Regions from separate parts of the Mus musculus genome. Here region 2 is linked to region 1. The links are chromatin loops, found by intact Hi-C in ENCODE. Cell type or tissue: gastrocnemius. All regions are shown on one strand. Region 1 overlaps Efhd1 (EF hand domain containing 1). Region 2 holds the start of Gigyf2 (GRB10 interacting GYF protein 2).

Region 1 (4,000 bases):
GGATTCTCCGTGCCCCTTGCTAACCTCTTCCAGGTCCGTCAGCCAAAACCCCTCAGGTAGACAGCACAGGCAGGTATACAAGAATCATGGTGCATTATCTCACAAAACGAATCCAGAGGGACACACACTCCCTCCTCACTAACAGAACCCCATCACAGGCCATAGGGAAGGGAAGCTACCTCCAGCTTGGCGAAACTCATTATACTATCACCTTTGCCTGGGTGGTCACTGGCTTGGATGGACCCAGGATGCAGTGCTAGCCTTTGGGAGATAACCAGGAGGTTGTGTAGGGGACACAGCAGCTACCATACTCAGCTAGGATTTCCCTATCACAGAAATCTTTCCCGTTTTAAAAACTCCTTTGATCACTCCATTTCAAAGGACAGTCACTCAAATTCCCATAAGATATGATGCAGAGGAGACTCTGAGAGGACTCAGGGGGAGGAGATGAACATTTGTGCATCTTCCTGCTAGGGGCCAGGGCCTTCAGAGTAGGCCTGGAGTTACTTCCCAGGTACTCGGATCAGCCTGGGTCCTCTCCTTTCCCAGTAAAGATGGTTAAATGTACAAACCCCAGTGCACAAGAGAACACATTAAATCCAAGGTGAGTCACTACTAGCAAGGGTTGCAATCCAGGGGTCAGAAAGGTCTTAGCTTCCAGGGACTTTTCTCTACTGTCCCTGTCCTCTGTGTGTATGTGTGTGTGTGTGTGTGTGTGTGTGTGTGTGTGTCTGTCTGTCTGTCTGTCTGTCTGTGTCCTTGCACTAGGAATAGAATCCAGGGCCTCAAGTGTGCTGACTACAGCCATTCTACCCCCATCTGCTTCCCACTAAAGATAAAGACACCCAGATGAGGCGTCTCCCATAAGAGGACACACTTCATTTGTATGAGAAATTCTCAGCCAATCTAGAAGAGTTGAGGGTGTAGCTCCATGGTAGAGGATATGCTTGAAACATGCAGCCAGCCCCCCACGCCCCTCCCCCCCCCCCGCAGTTCTCACCCCAGAACCAAAACTAAGAAAGAAAAGACAATCATCTATGCCACACCCCTTTCTTCCTCCTGCCCTTTCTCCTCCTGGGCAGACTAAGGGGGGGGGGGGGCACTGGGAAAGGGGGCGGGGGATGAGGAAGTCCACGCTTCCAGTGGCCAGTGGCGGTCCAGATGGGGAATGTGGCCTTGGCGGGGCATCATGACATCAGCATTGGTAATAAAACAGTAACTTTCCTGTGGGCTAACATTCCCCTTCCCACCCTCTCTTTGGGGAGTTGAAACACAAGCTCTCGCTGCAGGGCTGAGGAGATACCACAGCTGCACGCTAAGCTCCTGTGCTTGGGCCCTGCCTGCGAGTGGCTGTCCCCATTACCTTCCTTTGCCAGGGCCCTCTGGAGCAGCCAGGGTAATTAAAGTTTCCTGTCTAACCTTGCCCACACAGCCAGCTCTGATCGCATTTCAGCCGTGTACACACACTGTAGGGTCGGTTTCTTCTGGGCCCTTCTCAGTCTCCCTTTAAAATCAGGCCACTATTATTCTGGCTCCGGCTATCCAGTGACACACTTCCACGCTTGGAAACAGAGCGGCAGCTAGCTCTGGCCAGGCTGCCGAGGCCTCTGGCTTCCCACACTCATTAGAAAGTTGTCTCTCTTCTGCAGCACACCATTTAGGACTCGGGACACTTGACACCTACTCTAAGAACCCAGCAAACTCCCAGGCGGGCGGGCGGGAAAGCACTCCCTCCCTCCCTCCCTCTCGCGGTTCTTCGCTTTGAAAGTCTAAAACTCCTATGCTAAGGAAAATCAAACATAAAAAGACCAAAGAATATATTTGAGGGGTCTGGGTGAATCTATCTAGCCTTGCTTCCTGACAAAGAGTGGGCATGCTTTGTGTATGATGGTCTAATCAGGTTACACACTTGAGGGGCCTAGGGAGCAAAGGGGACATCAGAATGCGCATCTAGAAACTGCTGAAAAGTGAAAATCTGGCAGGCCCTGCTGAAGCCAGAGCACTCTTGGCACAGATGGAGCTATGCTCCATTGGATCAGGTTTTGGGAAGGCTAGTCCACGGGGAGGGGGTTGGGGTGGCAGGGGCATAGCTTACTATGTATGCTGTAAGTATAAAATTCCCACCATCCTAAAACTCAGGTCCTCCTTGGAGCTCCCCCCCCCCCCACGAATCTTTGAGGACACACTTGTCTTGCTCACTTTCCTGAGTTAAGTAGAATCCCCCTTCCCCCCTTCCTCCTTATCATGTTTGCTCAGAACCTCACAAAGTGACCGGATTGGAAATAGAGTCTTTGCAGAGGTAAATAAATCAGGATGAGGCCATACTGGATTTGGGTAGCCCTGAATCCAGTGTCTAGAAGCCTCTGAGAAAGCCATGTGAAGACAGACAGATGGGCAAGCAGACACACAGAGAAAGAGAGACATGGAGACAGACAGAACGACAGAGACAGAGAGGGAGGAGAAGGGAAAGGGAGAGAAACAGGGAGGGAGGGAGGGAGGGAGGGAAGGAGAGAGAGAGAGAGAGAGAGAGAGAGAGAGAGAACATGAACAGGAAGATTCTCCCCTGGAGCCCACAGAGCAGGCAGGGTACAGTCAATACTGAAGGCTTTCAACTTTCAGAGCTATGAAGAAAGAAGCACGGTTGTTTTCAGCTACCCAGGGAATGGGACTGAGTTCTGGAGGCTTCAGAGAAACAGGACACTGAGCCAAGCATCCACCCACAGACCCCAGAAGGACCAGACTACCACAATACAGTCTAAAGAGCAGGCTCTCCATGGGCCTGTGATGTGGTGGGCCTGTAACCCATTCACAGTGACATCCTGCCTCCAATGACCAGAAGAGGAGAAACAGCACAAGCAACCAAAAGCCCCTTGGGCAAAGTGAATCATTAAACAAAAACGGCAGCAGAAATTGTTATGGGGACTAAATGACAGCCATGTGATTATCTAAAAAAATCTGTGAGTAAAGGTGTAGTGGTGGCTCATTTCTATATCCCCAGCTTAGGCTGAGACAGGAGGATTGCTTTGAGTTCAAGGCTAGCCTGGGATCCAGTGTGAGAGGCTACTTGCAAAAACCAAAATAATTATAATAAGCAATAAATAAATATTTAAAACTCAGTGACTGAAACCAACCCAGGAAGTCTTCCCAGCAAGCATCAGCAAGCTGCTTCCTGCACCACACACACACACACACACACACACACACACACACACACACACACACACACACACATCACAGGACAGCCCCACCTGACAGAAGGGGGACTCAAACACAAAGGGCATTTAAGCTGGCTGCCCAGAGGAACTCTCTTTCCTGAGAGTGGAGGTGAGGTTGGTTCCTAATCATGCCCCTTACCGCCACCCAGAGTGATTGGTTACCATTCAGAATGGACTGTTGGCCAGAAGGGAAAGGTAGAAATCCATCTAACCGGTGACAAGCTGGTACACTCTGTGTTTGGGTTTCTGTTGTTTGTTTTTAGCATGTTGCTTTGGGGGCAGAAGGGTGGGAAGGGGACCTGAACTTGTCCTAGCAGACCAGGCTTTCAGGGTCAGGAGAGCAGAGTTGATTTGAATGCACTGGCTTCCAGGGAAGTCTGGGTCACAGGAGCCCCAGGTGTTGTGCTGGGTCTTCCTTGTCTGGCCCAGAGCTAACAGTTGATGCTGCATGCACTCTTCAGGCAAAGCATGAGGTTTAGAGGGCGAGTGGGTGCTCAGGAGGACCTGTACAGCTTTATGTTTTCTTTTTTAAGTCATGCAGGAGGATCGTGTGTGTGTGTGTGTGTGTGTGTGTGTGTGTGTGTGTGTATGTGTGTAGCTTGGTTAGTAAACTACTCTTCTAGCATACACAAAGCTGTGGGTTTGATCCCCAGTACTACAAAGATGGATATGGTGGTCCTGGCACTTAGGAACTAGAGGCAGGAGGTTCAGAAGTTCAAAGTCAACTTTGAACTTGGCTACATGGTGAGCTCAAGGCTAGCTAGCCTAAGATAGATGAAAACCTG
Region 2 (4,000 bases), 57 kb before region 1:
TTCTTTTTCCCGTTACTCCTACATAAACAGATGGTCCCTACACAGAAATGTTCAACTTAACAAGAGTTTGCACTCTACTATGAGGTAAAAACAATATGGACTCAGTAGAAATCATTCTTCATATTTCTAATTATGATTTCTTCCTGAGTTAACAATATGTATGTAGTACAATACTCCCTGGCATTGCTGGCTAGGACCAGAGAGTCACAAAATCACATAAAATCTAACCATACAAGCGGGAGATGATCAAGATTCTATAGGAGGCTTTGCTGTTATTAATGGGCAGCAGACTGATAGCTTTAAATGCAATTTCAGCTTACATACTTCAACTTTCAATCAATTTAAGGGACACAGCCCAATCATCACATCAAGAAGTATTTGTATATTTTTACTTAAGTATTTAGATGTCCAGAAGTGAGCGCAACACAAACAGAAATGTTTGTCCCTCAGCATTCACACTACATACTGTAGTACTTGTAGTCAAACAGAAAAGAAAGGAAAAGACAAGAATGGCAGCATACAGTACATAATCTCTTCTTCCCCAGCCACAAAACTCTAAATCCTTTGTCAAGTACCAAAAAAGGTATGGTCTTTTTCTTTCTAGCAAATCACCAACATCTTCAACGTTGGTATTTTTCCAGACATATGTCACTTCTAAATGTTTTCCTAGTGTCTTCTTATGTGACAGTGAAGTACATATCCCAGTCTAGGCAATCTAAAAGCTGCTACATTAGGGAAATATCATTAAATGAAGACAAAGTATATGTTCTAACCAAAAGGAAAAATTCTGCCAGTCAGAGCCACAAAAAAGGATGAAAACTCATGTACAAAAAGTAGGATAATAGTTTTTGTAATTTAGGAAGTCATTTGTTACTAAAGAGGAGTAACTACATAAGGAAGACTACAATCCCTGTATACAACACTCTGAAACATAATTACCTATAATTCAAGGTAGATGGGACTAGGTGGGAAGCCATCACTGATTGAGTCCCTTCATTTCTTAAGTTATGTTGGAATACTTACCTTCCTAATAGAACCACTAGGTGTGTTTAAGTGCTTTGACTTTCGAGAAAACTGGAGGTGAGGGGAGACCGTACTAGATAAATGCAAAGCAACGTTACTGCTTCCCAAACGCGGTCACACAATCAGCTCCTTTCACACCCTTCCTTACTTGCTGGCTTGATTTATATTTCAGCTACAAAACCAAAGTGTTCAAGAGTGCTTCGTGGGAAACTGCTTGCCCATTTCAAGCCGGTATGAACATTCGGGTCCCCGGGGCTGCCCGGGGCTCTACTTTCCCAAGCCTCTCAGTCCCAGGATCAGATCATGACTCCACCTTGCCTGGGGCCTGCTCAAGACCAGTCCTCCAGCCCTAGAAGCAGTCTTCCCCAGTCCAGATGCTCGGTGGAGAAGGCAAGGGCGCACCTCCCTGGGGCAGGTGCGGGCAGGAGCGCCGGCAGGAGCAGCTGTCGGCTCGCAGCAGCTGTTAGCCGGGGTACCCCGAGGCTGTGCGGGCGACCAGCCCCGAGGAGCGGGCAGCGGAAGGCGAACCCTCCGGCCTGACACTGCCCACCCCGCCTCCCGCCTCCTCTCCTCGGCTTCCCCCGCGATGCCACGGGGGCGAAAGCAGGGGGCTGCCCTCGGCCGGGACGCTCCCTGGACTGCCGGGACCCTCGCACGGGAGGAGGCTCCTGCTGACCTCGCACCTGCCCTGTCCCCAGGTCTGACGCCCCCAGCCGGCAGCGGCCGTGGCCGCTGCCGGGCAGCCTGAGTGTGTCCATGCGGCCGGCTCGGGCCGGAGCGGCGGGGACGCGACGGTGGGCGCCGGGCCACGGCAGCTCGGGGCGCTATGGCGGGGACTGGGCGCGGGATGGCCGCGGGCAGGGGAGACACACACCGAGCCACTGGTTACCTGCGGTCCGGGACAGGAGTCTCTCAGAACCCAAGTCAATCCTCAGCCTCAACAACACAAGATGGCCGACACGTCGCCACGCACGTCACGTGACCCCGCGCGCCGCGCCGCCCCCCGCCCCGCCTACATCCCCGCCTCACTCCCTCCCTGCTCTCCAGCTTCCCACGACATCGTTCCCTTCCTCGACGGCCTGCCCCTCCCCTCGGACACGCCCCTCCCTGAGACCCGGATGCAGGGCCGGGCGAGGACGGAGCCTGAGTAGCGCAGGCGCACAGTGGGGCCTTTGGCTGCATCTCCTATGGCCCTAGAGTTGAACTGGTGTCCCTAATTGGAGCCTGGCCAGAGGCCCTATGACTCACCGTCCGATGCACCCAATCCAGTGCCCGGTTGCAGTACAAAAATCTCCACATCATTTATGAGCTGGTTTTCCAAGCTAGAACTTTTCCACAGCATTTGGTCTAGCATTTTCCTGCCAGTTGGTCCATCATGGGGCAAATGGTAAAGCTGAAATTCAAAGCAGTTTCCTTTCTTATAGAACTGGAAATTCATCCTGGAGTACTGGAATGTGACAGCTGGGAAGGTTTTAAAAGTTCCTACACCTAGCCAGGCAGTGGTGGCTCACACCTTTAATCCCAGCACTTGGGAGGCAGAGGCAGATCGATTTCTGAGTTCAAGGTCAGCCTGATCTACAGAGTTCCAGGACAGCCAGGGCTATACAGAGAAACCGTGTCTCGAAAAACTAAAAAAAAGTTACTACACCCTTCCACTACATGTGGACCTACAACCCCCTTATATATACTGCCTTCCCATTTTAGGGTTGCGAGATAACGAATAGTAAACCCGGCAATACAGAATACAGGAAATTAATCTGCTGTCTTTCTGAAACTCATGTTTAGCTGGACATACTATATACTTTGATTTGCTAAACCTGGTACATCTACCATTTCAAGTCACCCGGGTCTTTCTGGGACCATTAGTCTTTTCCTGCCTTTCTACTACCTTTGGTGTTTGGGATCCACTCAGTTTCACACAATCACTGCAAAATATCCTCCAGCATTTATCATAGGTCTTCCCATCAACATAAACTTAAGTTTCAGAACACAGTGGCAGACTCCCAACCTAGTCGTTTGGGAGCCCTGGATTCAACACTTGGAAAAAAAATACACACACACACACACACATACATACATACATATATATATATATATATATATATATATACCAACTTCCTCCTCTGCCTCCCTTCCTGAGTCTTGATTCCCTTTCAAAGAGAGACTGTATAAAAGAGCATTAAATTCAGAGAATGATCATTAATCTTGACTGTGATCATTAATCTTGACTGTCAACATGATGGGATTTGGATTCATCATGGAAACAAATATCTGAGCAAATTTATGAGAGATTATCTAGATTATGTTATTTGATGTGGGGAAACCCGAGAGTAGGTAAAGTGGAAAATACCATTCCATTCCATAAGCTAGAATTCTATAGTGTATAAGACCTAAGTGAAAAAGCTACACAGAAACATTCAAAGGTTCCATCAGTCTCAACTTCCTGACCTTGGAAGCAATGTGACTACTCCCAAGGTGGACCATACTCTTGAATTGTGAACCAAAATAAGGCCTTTGCCTCTTAAGCAAATTCTTTTGGGGTATTTTATTACAGCAACAGGAAAGGTAGCTAATACATGGGGAGAGAACAAAGGAAAAGGAAAATATGGATGACACCAGATAAGTTCAGCAGCATGAAAGTCTGAAGGGCCCATTGAAGAGCTGTATTACTGCCAGCTTCCGGTGTTGCTGACCCTGATGAGCAAGGATATGCTCTCAAGAAAAGGTGTCTTTAATTTGGTTTGGTTTGGTTGGTTGGTTGATTTTTCAAAACAGGGTTTCTCCACAAAGCTCTGGCTGTCCTGAACTCATTCTGTAGACTAGGCTGCCCTTGAACTCACATTGCTCTGTCTGCCTCTATCTCCTATGTACTGGGGCTGAGACATGTACCGCCATTACCTGGCTCACAATGAAAATTTAAGCAGGAACTCAAAGCAGAAAACATGGAAAGGGTTGCTTACAAACTTGTTCCTAGGCC

The links. A loop is a pair of places that touch in the nucleus more often than their neighbours do. Peaks named below come from ENCODE experiments on the same cell type or tissue, not always from the same donor. Only the 100,000 strongest peaks of a DNase experiment are listed, where the experiment ranks them.
Region 2: a loop joins it to region 1, with 2.0 times the contacts of the local background. A loop is called at or near these places in 2 of 42 quality-filtered maps.

The regions. Positions count from the first base shown.
Region 1 is chr1:87,268,384-87,272,383 of GRCm38, reverse strand. All of the region lies in intron 1 of Efhd1 (EF hand domain containing 1), which reads right to left. Among named protein-coding and RNA genes, the nearest start is that of Efhd1, 6.0 kb to the right of the region's middle. In gastrocnemius, no CTCF peak of the experiment used is centred here; a DNase peak (open chromatin) is centred at 2,020; H3K4me3 peaks cover 1,259 bases; H3K27ac peaks cover 2,747 bases.
Region 2 is chr1:87,325,005-87,329,004 of GRCm38, reverse strand. Gigyf2 (GRB10 interacting GYF protein 2) reads right to left here and starts at 2,007. Exons shown (of 29, transcript NM_146112.4): 1 at 1,913-2,007. In gastrocnemius, a CTCF peak has its summit at 1,693 (motif pointing left); DNase peaks (open chromatin) are centred at 1,587 and 2,080; H3K4me3 peaks cover 2,367 bases; H3K27ac peaks cover 2,070 bases.